2 separate regions of the Homo sapiens genome follow, and region 2 is linked to region 1. A link is an interaction called in ENCODE POLR2A ChIA-PET data of the cell type or tissue named here. Cell type or tissue: PC-3. All regions are shown on one strand. Each heading gives the region's core, and the rest is flanking DNA. Links, peaks and the distances in the headings are about the cores only.

Region 1 (8,032 bases), core at 2,494-6,493:
GCTAGCAGAAGACAAGAAATAACTAAGATCAGAGCAGAAGTGAAGGAGATAGAGAGACAAATAACCTTTCAAAAAATCAATGAATCCAGGAGCTGGGTTTCTTTTTTTTTTTTTAAAGATTAATGAAATAGACCACCAGCCAAACTAATAAAGAAGAAAAGAGAGAAGAATCGAATAGACGCAATAAAAAATGATAAAGGGGAGATCACCACTGATCCCCCAGAAATACAAACTATCATCAGAGAATACTATAAATATCTCTAAGCAAATAAACTAGAAACTGTAGAAGAAATGGATATATTCCTGGACACATACACCCTCCCAAGACTAAACCAGAAAGAAGTCAAATCCCTGAGCACAGCAATAACAAGTTCTGAAATTGAGGCAGTAATTAATAGCCTACCAACCAAAACAAAGCCCAGGACCACATGGATTCACAGCCGAATTCTACTGGAGGTACAAAGAGGAGCTGGTACCATTCCTTCTGAAACTATTCCAAACAACAGAAAAAGAAGGACTCCTCCCTAACTCATTTTATGAGGCCAGCATCATCCTGATACCAAAACCTGGCAGAGACACAACAAAAAAAGAAAATTTCAGACCAATATCCCTGATGAACATTGATGCAAAAATCCTCAATAAAATACTGGCAAACCAAAACCAGCAGCACATCAAAAAGCTTATCCACCACGATCAAGTCGGCTTCATCCCTGGGATGCAAGGCTGGTTCAACATACGCAAATCAATAGATGTAATCCATCACATAAACAGAACCAATGACAAAAAACACATGATTATCTCAATAGATGCAGAAAAGGCCTTCGATAAAATTCAACACCCCTTCATGCTAAAAACTCTCAATAAACTAGGTATTGATGGAACCTATCTCAAAATAATAAGAGCTACTTATGACAAATCCATAGCCAATACCAAACTGAATGGGCAAAAGCTGAGGCCAAACACAGCGGCTCACACCTGTAATCCCAGCACTTTGGGAAGCCGAGGCGGGTGGATCACACGGTCAGGAGTTCTAGACAGCCCATCCAACATGGTGAATCCCCATCTCTACTAAGGATACAAAAAATTAGCCAGGCATGGTGGCACATGCCTGTGATCCCAGCCACGTGGGAGGCTGAGGCAGGAGAATCGCTTGAACCCAGGAGGTGAAGGTTGCAGTGGGCCGAAATTGCACCATTGCACTCCAGCCTGGGCAACAGGGTGAGACTCTGTCTCAAAAAAAAAAAAAAAAAAGCTGGAAGCATTCCCTTTGAAAAACCACACAAGACAAGGATGCCCTCTCTCACCACTCCTATTCAACATAGTAACATAGTATTAGAAGTTCTGGCCAGGGCAATCAGCCAAGAGAAAGAAATAAAGGGTATTCGAATAGGAAGAGAGGAAGTCAAATTACCTCTGTTTGCAGATGACATGATTGTATATTCAGAAAACCCAAAAACTTCTTAATCTGATAAGCAACTTCAGCAAAGTCTCAGGATACAAAATCAATGTGCAAAAATCATAAGCATTCCTATACACCAATAACAGACAAACAGAAAGCCAAATCAGGAGTGAACTCCCATTCACAATTGCTACAAGGAGAATAAAATACCTAGGAATCCAACTTACAAGGGATGTAAAGGACCTCTTCAAGGAGAACTACAAACCGCTGCTCAAGGAAATAAGAGAGGACACAAACAAATGCAAAAACATTCCATGCTCATGGATAGGAAGAATCAATATCATGAAAATGGCCATACTATCCAAAGTAATTTATAGATTCAATGCTATCTCCATCAAGCTACCATTGACTTTCTTCACACAATTAGAAAAAACTACTTTAAATTTCATCTGGAACCAAAAAAGAGCCCGTATAGCCAAGACAAACCTAAGCAGAAGAACAAAGCTGGAGGCATCAGGCTACCTGACTTCAAACAATACTACAAGGCTACGGTAACCAAAACAGCATGGTACTGGTACCAAAACAGATATATAGACCAACGGAACAGAATAGAGGCCTCAGAAATAATGCCACACATCTACAACCATCTGATCTTTGACAAAGCTCACAAAAACAAGAAATGGGGAAAGGATTCCCTATTTAATAAATGGTGTCGGGAAAACTAGTTAGCCATATGCAAAAAACTGAAACTGGACCCCTAACAGAAACTGGACCCCTTCCTTACACCTTATAGAAAAATTAACTCAAGATGGATTAAAGACTTAAACGTAAGACCTAAAATCATAAAAACCCTAGAATAAAACCTAGGCAATACCATTCAGGACACAGGAATGGGCAAAGACTTCATGACTAAAACACCAAAAGCAATGACAACAAAAGCCAAAATAGACAAATGGGATCTAATTAAACTAAAGAGCTTCTGCACAGCAAAAGAAACTATCATCAGAGTGAACAGGCAACCTACAGAATGGGAGAAAATTTTTGCAATCTATCCATTTAACAAAGGGCTAATATCCAGAATCTACAAAGAACTTAAACAAATATACAAGAAAAAAATAACCCCATCAAAAAGTGGGCGAAGAATATGAACGGACACTTCTCAAAAGAAGACATTTATGTGGTCAACAAACATATGAAAAAAAGCTCATCATCACTGGTCATTGGAGAAATGCAAATCAAAACCACAATGAGATACCATCTCATGCCAGTTAGAATGGCGATCATTAAAAAGTCAGGAAACAACAGATGCCAGAGAGGATGTCGAGAAATAGGAACGCTTTTACACTGTTGATGGGAGTGTAAATTAGTTCAACCATTGTGGAGGACAGTGTGGCAATTCCTCAAGGATCTAGAACCAGAAATACCATTTGACCCAGCAACCCCATTACTCGGTATACACCCAAAGGATTATAAATCATTCTACAATAAAGACAGATGCACATGTATGTTTATTGCAGCACTTTTCACAATAGCAAAAACTAGGAACCAACCCAAATGCCCATCAATGATAGATTGGATAAAGAAAATGTGGCACATATACACCATGGAATACTATACAGCCATAAAAAGGATGAGTTCATGTCCTTTGCAGGGACATGGATGAAGCTGGAAACCATCATTCTCAGCAAACTAACACACGAACAGAAAACCAAACACTGCATGTTCTCACTCATAAGTGGGAGTTGAACAATGAGAACACATGGACACAGGGAGGGGAACATCACACACCGGGGGCTGTTGGGGAGTGGGGGGCTAGGAGAGGGATAGCATTAGGAGAAATACCTAATGTAGATGATGGGTTGATGGGTGCAGCAAACCACCGTGGCACGTGTATACCTATGTTTTGAACAAACCTGCACATTCTGCACATGTATCCCAGAACTTAAAGTATAATAAAATAAATAAAAAATAAAAACAAAAAAATAAAATTATGGTGCCCTTACTCTGTGCATAGTAGGTAATTTGCATATCTAGTCTAGAATCATCATGATGGCCTTATTAGATACAACATAATATAATCTTGTTTTTAAAGATGAAAAATGAGACTGAAAGTAAAGTAACCTGGGGACAGTCATATGACTATCAAATGAAAGAGCAAGAATTAAAACACAGTATTAACAACTGTTAATACTTCATTAATATTAGTACAATACAATAAGCAGCCTACTACTTATATGAGCACTTTTAAGTACCTTAAATATTTTCATTTAAATTCATTTACTACTTATAACTGTCATATGGAATAAGCACTATTATCCTCATTTTATAAATGAGAAAACTGGGGACAAAGAGATGGAACAGCTTTCTCAAAGTCACATGGCAAGCAAAGTGGCTCTTGGACTTACACAGCCTGGTGCCATCACCCAAATTCTTAACCCGTGCACTACCATTTCTCTAATCCTTAAAATAAAGCAATGCAATTTTAAAGTCAGTGTATAACTCTGTGAAACTTTAAACATAAATTTGGACATCATTTTTAGCACTTCACTGAATATGAGAAAAACTAATAATATAAGAAATTTCACTGAAATATGAGAAAAACTAATAATATGAGAAAAACTAATAAAATAATTACAAAAGTACTTTTAGTAGTATGTTCTTTTTCTGAATTCAATCCCACTGATGTGAAGGCCGTCCACTTTCCTAAAGAGCTGAAAGGCACGTAATGAATCATTTTCTAATCAAACAAGAAGTATTACAAGATCCTGGAACGTTCCCTGAGAATACCTACCAAAGGAAACTTGAGAAACAATATTATCAACTATAGAGTTAAAGAAACAGAAATTCTACTTACAAAGCTAAGCCTTTCAATTTCATTGGCTTTCAGCAAGACTAGCGATTGCATCTAAACTCAAACAGGAAGCAATCTGACACTTTCTTCTCAGAACGTGCAGAACATGTGTGTGTAATGTCAAATACAAAATAAAAAGGAAGTAACTAACTGCTTTTTACTAGTGTTTTTACTAACACTGAAGTAAAAACAAGATTAATATGCAAGATTAGTATTTTTTTGTCATTAGTATCTTTTTCTTTACTAGTATCTTTAGTATTTTAATGGTTCTAATCAATGATATCAATGATATCTAGCCTCAACATTCATAATATGTGAATCTGATAACAAAAGGCAAATAAAATTTCTCTGTGTGGCTGCAGATGTTCACGGAGACAGAAAGACCACCAATAATTTCACACAGGACTACATGAATGAAAAATAAGCAAGATATCTCCTTTTTGTAGTGATATTTTTAAATCACCTGAACCAAGACTGTTTGATTCACATAAAACCATAAATGAAAATATTATAAGATTTCAAACTTTCCATTTTATAAAATAAACAAGTATATAATCCTATAAAACAGAAATGGATGGTAGCTAGGCTGGAGACATATTGATTAATTTGAGCTTTCCAGTCTACTCTAAGAAAATAACACATTTTTAGGACTGTAATATCTACAACAGAAACAGCATTAAAATGTAAAATAGATGAGATTATTTTAAAAGGAGGTCTCTAGCTCATTAACTTACTAGAGAAACAGAGTTCGAAAATGATAAAGTTTGAAAGTATAATTTTACTAATGTTGCCTCTTAACTTTTGAAAGACTGCCAAGGATACCTAAGCAAAAAGGAAAAAGATTAATTAAAAAAATCCACCTTAGAGCTACCGAACGTAGGAGTGCTAGAGGGAAAACCTGAAATAGAAAGAAAACTTCAAAGAGATTCTGTAATCGAAGATGCCTTATTCTTGACTGCCTCATCTCAGAGATTAAAGAAGATTTTTAAAGCTGTTCCATGGACATAGAGATCAAACATTTATAAATGTTTATAATTTTACAAGTCCTAAATTCAAAGGTGGGCTCAAAGAAATGAGTAGCGTAGGCTGCTAGAAACAAAGATGAATTTTTGGGTGAGGGAGTCATGTAGAAGGTAGCTTTGAAGAATATACTCTTTGGGTTATAGAGAAGGAAGAGTATTTTTGAAAAGTTCACTCAACATTGAGAACACCTAAATGAACCACAATAAAATGCTAGGGAAAGGGAATCAAGGATCAGCCTTAATTATCTCTACTGGATATTAACAAGTATTAAACCCATCAAATATTCCCACAGCAACAATTTTTTGTTTGGTTGGTTTTTGTGGTGTTTTTGTTTTATTTTGTTTTGTTTTGAGGCAGGGTCTTGCTCTGTCGCCCAGGCTGGAGTGCAGTGGCATGATCTTGCCTCACAGCAACTTCCACCTCCCAGGCTTCAAGCCATCCTCCCACTCAACCTCCTTAGCAGCTGGGACCATAGGTGCATGCCACCATGCCTGGCTAAATTTTTATATTTTTCATAGAAACAGGGTCTCGCTATGTTGCCCAGGCTGGTCTCGAACTCCTGGGCTCAAGCAATCTGCCCAACTTAACCTCCCAAAGTGCTGGGATTACAAGCATGAGCCACAGTACCCAACTTCTGGGGGTTTTTTTTGGTTTTTGGTTCTGGTGTATTGAGTTGGTTTTTTGAGGGGGGCGGTTTGTTTGTTTGTTTGTTTTCAGACAGGGTCTCACTCTGTTGCCCAGGCTGGAGTACAGTGGCATGATCATGGCTCACTGCAGCCTCAAAATCTGGGGCTCAAGAAATCCTGCCATCTCAGCCTCCAGAGTAGCTGGGACTACAGGTGGGCACCACCACACCCAGCTAATTTTTTAATTTTTTGTAAGGATAGGGTCTCACTACGCTGCCCACGCTGGTGGCAAACTCCTGGGCTAAAGCGATCCTCCCACCTCAGCCTCTCAAAGTGCTGGGATTACAAGCATGAGCCACCATGCCCAGCCCACAGCATCTGTTTTGTAGCAGTTCAAGATTATCATATAAACCTAACTAGATCTTCTCTTGTAAAGTGAAAATTTCAACAATTCAGATTCTTGGTTTGTAGATAATTTATAAGTTTTATTATCTGTTAGCTTCGAACTCTCATCCCCTAAAATGAAAAGAAGGAGGCCAGGCGTGGTAGCTCATGCCTGTAATCCCAGCACTTTGGGAGGCTGCGGCAGGTGGATCACCTGAGGTCAGGAGTTCGAGATCAGCTTGGCCAAAATGGCAAAACCGCGTCTCTACTAAAAATACAAAAATTAGCGGGGCGTGGTGGCACGCGCCTGTAATCTCAGCTACTCAGGAGGCTGGGGCAAGAGAATCACTTGAACCCGGGAGGTAGAGGATGCAGTGAGCCGAGATCTTGCCATTGCCCTCCAGCCTGGGCAAAAAGAGCAAAACTCCGTCTCAAAAAAAAAAAAAAAAAAAAAAAAACACCTGGAGGAAGAACATTCCAGGCATGAGGGAATAGCAAGTGCAAGCATATGCTTGGTATATTCAAAGAAGAGCAAGAAAATGAGGGCGGCAGTGGTAGCAGGAGATGAAGTCAAGAGAAGTAGAAAAGGTGTTCACTTCATCTGGCCTTTGTAAACCTCAGAACATGATATAAATCTTGGCTTCCACTCATGTGGATATTTACATTTAAATCAATTAAAATAAAATTTAAAATTCAGTGCCTCAGTTGCACTAGCCGGATCTGAAGTACTTAACAGACACATGGCCAGTGGCTACCATATTAGCACAGATTAGAGCACTTCCTTTTTTTATGTTTGTTTTGAGATAGAGTTTCACTCGTCACCCAGGCCGGAGTGCAGTGGCGTGATCTCGGCTCACTGCAACCTCCGCCTCCCAGGTTCAAGTGATTCTCCTGCCTCAGCCTCTCAAGTAGCTGGGATTATAGGCACTGGCCACCAAGCCTGGCTAATTTTTGTATTTTTAGTAGAGATGGGGTTTCACCACATTGGCCAGGCTGTTCTCGAACTCCTGACCTCAGGTGATCCACCCACCTTGGCCTCCCAAAGTGCTGGGATTACATGAGTGAGCCACCCTGTGCCTGGCCGAGCACTTCCATTTTTGCAGAAAGTTGTACTAGACAGCATTGTGAATTTTGAGCAGAAAAGTAAAATAATCTGACTTAGGTTTCGAAGAATCTCTGATCACTGTGTGGAAAACAGATGGTTGAGGGAAAAGCTAGGAGATAAAACAGGTAACTATTATAATCCAGGCAAGATGATGCTGGCTTAGACCACAGTGGTAGCCTAAGTGAAGGTGATAAAAATGATAGGATTATGGATATGCTTAAAGGTAGAGCCAGCAGGATTTGCTGATAGACTCAGTGTGTGATGTGGAAACAAGTAGTTATCCTTGACTCCAAAGTCTTTGGCTCAAGCAACTGAAAAGACTCAGAATCCTTTTACTGAGATATGAAGAACATGGAGCAACAGATTTGTGGGGGAGATTAGTAGTTTTGGACATGGTAAATAGACATGCCTTTTAAAGATCCAAATTCAGATGATATGTAAGCAGAGAGCCCAGGGTTCCAAAAAAAAAAGCATCAGCATAGAGAAAGTACCTAAAAGCTATGGGACTCTATAAAAACCCAAATAAGTGAGTATAGGTGGAAAAGTAAAACAAAGTGCCTTGGGGATGCTCCAACATTTCGGTATGATAAGAAGGAACCAGCAAAGATGACTGAAGGGGCAGCCAGTGAAATAGGAAGAGAACC
Region 2 (8,032 bases), core at 2,148-6,147, 990 kb before region 1:
GACTCGCCATCTGCTCCCAGCTACCGCCTCTCGGGCCAGGGGTGTGGGCCTGGAGAAAGATAAGAGTACCGCGTGGGAGTGGATGGCCTGGCGTCAACCGCCTCAATGAACTCAGTCAATCAACGTTTATGGTGCTCCTACTGTGTGCCGAGCGCATCCTCGGTCCCCTCCAGCTGCTGGGCTGGGAAACTGCACCATCTGTTCAGTTAAGCAGCAAGCTAGAAAAGAATTCTGTGTATATGGTTGTAAAATAAGTTCAAAATTCTGACAATAATGCATATGCAAATTTGCCATGAAAGGAGGGTGATAGAGATAGTTTGGGGATCTGGAAAAGTGTTGGGTCTAGCAGTACAGAGGTTTTGTGATTTTTCACTGCTTCCTGAAGCATGAAACTCCATCCTTCCTGTCCCACATTCCAAGTTAAAAAAATAATTTAGTGACACTTTATCTGGCTATCACGATTCAAAAATAACTGAAGGCTAGTACTTAAAACACTCAAACTTAACTCATTAATTTCAAAAATATCAGACCCAAACCGCTGCCTTATTGTAACAAATATTTTGTAATATAACTTTACTCTCCTGAAATAAAATCTGTGGATTACGTAACTTACTATGCACAAAATTAAAAAAGAAACCATAATGTTCAAACTACAATGTTAAAGGAGAAATACACAGTAGGTAATTTATAATAAGATAATATACATTTCAAATATGCATGGTAGGGCTGTATTTCACTAGAACACCCAAAATGTTGTCCAAAAATTTAAAAATTCTCCCTAGGAGTACTACTGCCTAGGTGTGAATTATGCACTATGGGTGGCAGGCAAACGCTAAATAATGAGGATGCTACTTGTATTCTGAGTTCTTAAATTTACAGTGGATGTGGTAGATTCTTGTAATAAATCGTCCTCCTAGTACGTGTGCTTTTATGTGGACCTTTTTCTCTCTGATTCTGGATTTGGTCACTGAGTTGCTTTGGGAAATGGGGCATTAGCAAGCATGAGACAAACAGACTTCACAAGTGCCCATGTACTGGGGTTTGTCCATTGAAACCGTCGTGTTGTGAACCTACTCCAGTGAGACCATGAAAACATCATGTTGTGAACTACCTTCAGCAGCTGATCTTACTCGAGGATTGAAGGCCCCATAGGGAAAACCAAGGTGCCCCTCCAAGGCCAGCATCCCAGGCATGTGACTGAGGCCATCTTGGACTCTCCAGTTTTGGTTGGTTTGTCAGATGACTGCAGCCACAGGAGCGATTCCAGATGGGTACAACAGAAGAATCACTCAGATTGACACCCCACAGAATTATGAGAACTAATAAGTTGCGTTAAATCACTATGCTTTGGGTAGTTTGTTATGCAGTAATAGAGGTCAGAGTTGTATTAATTACAATGCCATTTGATAGATGCCAAAATATAAGTTCATGCAGGAAGGTAACTTTTTCTTAATGACTCTAGATCTTTATTAAAAATTCAGTCAGTATTTTCACCAATGCCCATAGTGTATATGGGAGTTAGCTAAAATTGAATAACCCCATGGAAAAAGACATTCTATGCAAATAGACACCAAAAGCGAGCAGGAGTACCTATTCTTTTTTTTTTTATTTTATTTTTTTTGAGATGGAGTCTCACTCTGTCGTCCAGGCTGGAGTGCAGTGGCATGATCTTGGCTCACTGCAACCTCCACCTCGCGGGTTCAAGCGATTCTCCTGCCTTAGCCTCCCGAGTAGCGGGGGTTACAGGCACCCACCACCACGCCCGACTAATTTTTGTATTTTTAGTAGAGACGGGGCTTCACCATGTTGGCCAGGCTGGCTCTTGAACTTCTGACCTCAGGTGATTCACCTGCCTTGACCTCCCAAAGTGCTGGGATTACAGGCGTAAGCCACTGCGCCCAGCGGCGGAGTATCTATTCTTATATCAGGTAAAACAAAGTTTATTTTTTTGTTTATTATTATTTTTCGAGACAGACTTTCACTCCTATCGCCCAGGCTGGAGTACAATGGTGTGAACTCAGCTCACTGCAACCTCCGCCTCCCAAGTTCAAGTGATTCTCCTGCTTTAGCCTCCCCAGTAGCTGGCATTACAGACATCTGCCACCACACCTAGCTAATTTTTGTATTTTTAGTAGAGACGGGGTTTCCCCATGTTGGCCAGGCTGGTCTTGAACTCCTGACCTCAGGTGATTTACCTGTGTTGGCCTCCCAAAGTGCTGGGATTACAGGCATGAGCCACTGTGCCCGGCCAAAACAAATTTTAAAACAACAGCAGTTTAAAAAGACAATGAGGGACATTATATAATGATAAAAGACCTTGTCCAACAAGAAAATATCACAATTCTATATATATATGCACCTAACTTGAACTCCCAAATTATAAAATAATTACTAGTAGGCCTAAGAAATGAGATAGAAAGTAACACGAGAATACTGGGGAACTTCAGTACTCCACTGACAGCACTAGACAGGTCATCAAGACAGAAAGTCAACAAGGAAACACTGGATTTAAACTATACCCTGAAACAAACGGACTTAACAGATATTTACAGAACATTCTACCCAACAACAGCAGAATATTCATTCTATTCATCAGTGCATGGAACTTTCTCTAAGATAGATCATATGATAGGCCACAAAACAAGCCTCAATAAATTTAAGAAAATTGAAATTATATCAAGCACTCTCTCAGACCACAGTGGAATAAAACTAGAAATCAACTCCGAAAGGAACCTTCAAAGCCATGCAAATACATGGAAATTAAGTAACCTGCTGCTGAATGATCACTGGGTCAAAAATAAAATCAAGATGGAAATTAAAAAATTCTTCTAACTGAATGACAATAGTAATACAATCTATTAAAACCTCTGAGATAACAGCAAAAGCAGTGCTAAGAGGAAACTTCATAGTCCTAAATGCCTACATCAAAAAGTCTGAAAGAGCACAGATGGATAATCTAAGGTCACACCTCAAGGAACTAGAGAAACAAGAACAAACCAAACCCAAACTTAGCAGAAGAAAGGAAATAACCAAAATCAGAGCAGAACCAAAAGAAATTGAAACAAACAAACAAAGAATGCAAAAGATAAATGAAACAAAAAGCGGGTTCTTTGAAAAGATGAATAAAATGGATAGACTGTTAGCAAGATTAACCAAGAAAAGAAGAGAGAAAATCCAAATAAGCTCAATTAGAAATTAAATGGGGCCAGGTGCGGTGGCTCATGCCTGTAATCCCAGTGCTTTGGGAGGCCAAGGCAGGCAGATCACCTGAGTTCAGGAGTTCGAGACCAGCCTGGCCAACATGGTAAAACCTCATCTCTACTAAAAATACAAAAATTAGCCAGTCATGGTGGCATGCGCCTGTAATCCCAGCTACTCAGAAGGCTGAGGCAGGAGAATCGCTTGAACCTGGGAGGCAGAGGTTGGAGTGAGCTGAGATTGTACCACTGCACTTCAGCCTGGGCAACAGAGTGAGATTCTGTCTCAAAAAAAAAAAAAAAAAAAAAAGAAATGAAATGGGAGATATTGAGATATTTATTACAACTGACACTACAGAGATACAAAAGATCATTCAAGGCTACTATGAACACCTTTACGCACATAAACTAGAAAACCTAGAGGAGATGGATAAATTCCTGGAAAGATACAACCCTCCTAGCCTAAATCAGGAAGAATCAGATACCCTGACCAGTCCAATAAGCAGTGAGATTGAAATGGAAATTTAAAAAGTTACCAACAAAAAAAAGTCCAGAACCAGATGGATTCACAGCTGAATTCTACCAGACATTCAAAAAAGAATTGGTACCAATCCTACTGACACTATTCCACAAGACAGAGAAAGAAGGAATCCTCCCTAAATCATTTTATGAATCCAGTATCGCCCTAATAACAAAACCAGGAAAAGACATAACCAAAAACGGAAACTATAGATACTGTTCTTTTTTAAAGATTCCAAAAAGTCGTTAGATGTGAATACTTCCGCTTTTAAGTACAATGTAGTAAAAACAGAAAGCAATTACAACTAGAAAAAAGACATTTTACATTAAAGATAACAAAGATATATAGATGCATATGAGACTGGAAGAAATAAATTCTAGAGAGAGAAATGTCTTTGTTATATGAACCTAGATTGCTGGCCATTGTCTTGCCTGGGGCATTTTCTGAGTCTGGACACAGGCTTTCATAGACAGAGCAAGCAACTGTACTAAAGGGAAAAAACAGAATTGTCTTATTGCCAGTTGAGTCAGCATGGACAAATTGGAATCTACAAGATCATCAAATGAATAGCTGTTTTCCTCACAGATTACTCACTGAATGCTAGGGCAGTATAGCAGACTGGTAGGCTGAGCCACAAAGACAGACAGAAATCAACTGGAGGCCAAGTCATGCTCAAGGCAAGAAAATACAAAACAAGAAAAACAAAATATCTCCCTTTCAAAAGATTTGCCAGATTTTGAACCTGGATGAAGAGAAAATAAAGAGCTAAGCCCCAAACCTCTGAAGGACAGAACTTTCAAGGTGGAGGAAATAGAGAGAGACCTACCAGTCTCCGAATCAATGGACTACAGGTAGGCTATGCCCCAAAAGAGGCTGGGCAAGAATGGCAGAATACAATCTCCAGAGGTCTGTTGGTACTTAGGAGACAAATTCCATGGAGGGGGGAGTCTGCAACAAACATAAGAAGTTCTGGCCCTAAGATAGTTGAAAACACATATAAGCTGCATCTAACTAAAGGTGCAAGCCAGCCCCAAACTGATGCCATTCCTGGTTGGCTTGAAATGATCAGTCCTTCACCTTATCCACTTAACAGACAAAACTACAAATTCTCTCTGGGTGGAGAAAGAGTAACAATTGCAATGTGTGTAGTAATTTTATATACAAGGTTCATCCTACAACATTATTTGATATGCAAAGAAGCAGGTAAATATACATCAAGAGAAAAAGTAGACAATAGAAGCAGGCCTATAGATCATCCAGATATTAAAGTGCAGACATGGACTTTATTATAATTTTTTTCATAGAAGAAAATATGGAAAAAGTAAATGAAAAGATGAAACATTTAAACAGAGAATCAGAGTCTTTTTTTTTTTTTTTTTTTTGAGATAGAGTTTTGCTCTTGTTGCCCAGGCTGGAGTGCAATGGCGTGATCTCGGCTCCCTGCAACCTCGCAACCTCCACCTCCCGGGCTCAAGTGATTCTCCTGCCTCAGTCTCCCGAAGAGCTGGGATTACAGGCATACACCACCACGCCTGGCTAATTTTGAATTTTTTTTTTTTTTTTTAGTAGAGACAGGGTTTCTCCATGTTGGTCAGGCTGGTCTCGAACTCCCGACCTCAGGTGATCCACCCACCTCAGCCTCCCAAGGTGCTGGGATTGCAGGCATGAGCCACCGGGCCTGGCCAAGAATCAGAGTCTTTATTTAACAAAGAAACAAATAGACATTCTAGAAATGAAAAGTACACTATCTTTTTTTTTTTTTTTTTTTGACAGTCTCCCTTTGTCACTGAGGCTGGAGTGCAGTGGCACGATCTCAGCTCCTGGCAACCTCTGCTCCCAAGTTCAAGTGATTCTCCTGCCTCAGCCTCCTGAGTAGCTGAGATTACAGGCACCCACCACGACGCCCAGCTAATTTTTGTTTTTTAGTAGAGACAGGGTTTCACCATGTTGGCTAGGCTGGCCTTGAACTCCTTAGCTCAAATGATCTGCCCGCCTTGGCCTTACACAGTATTGGGATTACAGGCATGAACCACTGCCCAGCCATACACTATCTTAAAGTAAGAGCTCATTGAATGGATTTTACATAAAACTAAAAAAAGCAAAAGTCAGTGTCTTAGTCCATGAGAATACCTGAGACTTGGTAATATTTATTTATTTATTTTGAGACAGAGTCTTGCCCTGTCACCCAGGCTGGAGGGCAGTGGCGTGATCTCGGCTCATGGCAATTTCTGCCTCCTGGGTTTAAGAGATTCTCCCACTTCAGCCTCTGGAGTTGCTGGGATTACCTGCCGCCATGCCTGGCTAATTTTTGTATTTTTGTAGAGAGAGGGTTTCACCATGTTGACCCGGCTGGTCTTCAACTCCTGACCTCAAGTGATCCGCCCACCTTGGCCTCTGAAAGTGCGGGGATTACAGGCATGAGCCACTGTGCCTGGCCGAGACTTGGTAATTTATAATGAAAAGAAATTTATTTCTCACAGCTCTGGAGGCTGGGAAGTCCAATATCAAGGTCTTGGCACCTGATGAGGCCTTTCTTGCTTTATCATCCTGTCATGGAAGACAGAAAGGCAAGAAATCTCAAGAGAGAGTGAGAGAAGGCCAAATCAAACTCAATCCCATGATAATGACATTAATCCATTTATGAGGGCAGAGCCTTTATGACCTAATCACCTCTTAAAGGTCTATCTCTCAGCACTGTTGGATTGGGGATTACATTTTTAACACATGAACTTTGTAGAACACATTCAAACCACAGCAGACAGGATTAGGAAATCTAAAGACAAGTCAATCGAAAATATTCAAATTAAATACAGGGAGAAAATGGAGAAAATAAAAGAGTGGAAAAGGTATGTGGAATGTAGATATATCGTTTAACATTGTGTTACTGAAGTTCTATAAAGAGAAAACAGATAATGGATCAGAAGCAACATGATGAGATGCTTACTGAGAATTTTACACAATTGATGATACATATCAACCTATAGGTCCAAGAATCTTAGTAAGCCCCAAGTAGCTTAAAAACGAGCAAACAAACAAACAAAAAAACCTGTGTTTGAAAACCAACATCAAAGAGAAAATCTTTAAAGCTGTCAAAGGAGGGGATGACAGATTACACTAAAAGAAAACATAAGACTTAAGACTAACTTTTTAACAGAAACTATGGAGATCAAAAGACAATATACTGATGCTTTTAAAGATTGGAAAGCTAAACAAAATGAAATGCTGATTCTAGAATTCTAATAATTAAAAATATCCTTCAAAATGAAGGTTAAGGCTGGGTGCGGTGTCTCACGCCTATAATCCCAGCACTTTGGGAGGCTGAGGTGGGCAGATCACCTGAGGTCAGGAGTTTGAGACTAGTCTGGCCAACATGATGAAACCCCGTCTCTACTAAAAATACAAAAAATTAACTGGGTATGGTGACATGTGCCTGTAATCCCAGCTACTCAGGAGGCCAAGGAAAGAGAATGTCTTGAACCTGGGAGGCAGAGGTTACAGTGAGCGGAGATGGTGCCATTGCACTCCTGCCTAGGGGACAGAGCAGGACTCTGTTTCAAAAAAAAAAAAAAAAAAAAAAAAAAAGGTTAAAAAAAATTAAGCAAATTACAGTTAAGAGATTTTGTTTCTAGCAGACACATACTCTAAGAAACATTGAAGGAAATTCTTCAGGCTAGAGGAAAATAATATTAAATAGAAGCACAGAAGTACAGGAAGGAATGAAAAGCATAAGAAGGGATAAACACCTGGGTAAATATAAAAAGATACTGACTGTTTCAATCAACCATGGTAACTGTGTCTTATGGGGTTTATGCATAGAAGGAAAATACATGGCAACAATAGCACAAAGAATGGCAGGGATGTGAATGGAGTTAAACTGCTGTAAGTTTCTTGTAGTGTTTGGGAAATAGACAATACTAAGTCAAGTATGCATTTGCACATTTTTAGGGTAGCGATTAAATCACTAAAAGAACAATACAAAAAGATATAACTGGCTGGGCATGGTGGCTCACACCTGCAATCCCAGCACTTTGGGAGGGCAAGGCAGGAGGGTTGCTTGAGCCCAGGAATTTGAGACCAGCCTAAGCAACATAGTGAGACACTGTCTTTTTGAAAAAAAAATTAATTAAAAAAAAGTTTATTAAAAAAAAATTTAGGCCAGGCATGGTGGCTCATGTCTGTAATCCCAGTACTTCGAGAGGCCAAGGTGGGTGGATCACCTGAGGTCAGGAGTTTGAGACCAGCCTGACCAACATGGTGAAACCCAGTCTCTATAAAAAATACAAAAATTAGATAGGCATGGTGGTGGGCGCCTGTA

The links. Peaks named below come from ENCODE experiments on the same cell type or tissue, not always from the same donor. Only the 100,000 strongest peaks of a DNase experiment are listed, where the experiment ranks them.
Region 2: POLR2A ChIA-PET joins it to region 1 with 5 read pairs; 11 of 35 experiments call an interaction of 5 or more read pairs at or near these places.

What each region holds. Positions count from the first base shown.
Region 1 is chr6:20,585,688-20,593,719 of GRCh38, reverse strand. The region is part of intron 4 of CDKAL1 (CDKAL1 threonylcarbamoyladenosine tRNA methylthiotransferase); the gene reads right to left. Among named protein-coding and RNA genes, the nearest start is that of CDKAL1, 55 kb to the right of the region's middle. RefSeq lists a silencer at 6,935-7,135. In PC-3, for the core only: no CTCF peak of the experiment used is centred there; no DNase peak of the experiment used is centred there; H3K27ac peaks cover 538 bases.
Region 2 is chr6:21,579,056-21,587,087 of GRCh38, reverse strand. No RefSeq gene overlaps it. Among named protein-coding and RNA genes, the nearest start is that of SOX4, 11 kb to the left of the region's middle. RefSeq lists an enhancer at 1-481. In PC-3, for the core only: no CTCF peak of the experiment used is centred there; a DNase peak (open chromatin) is centred at 4,267.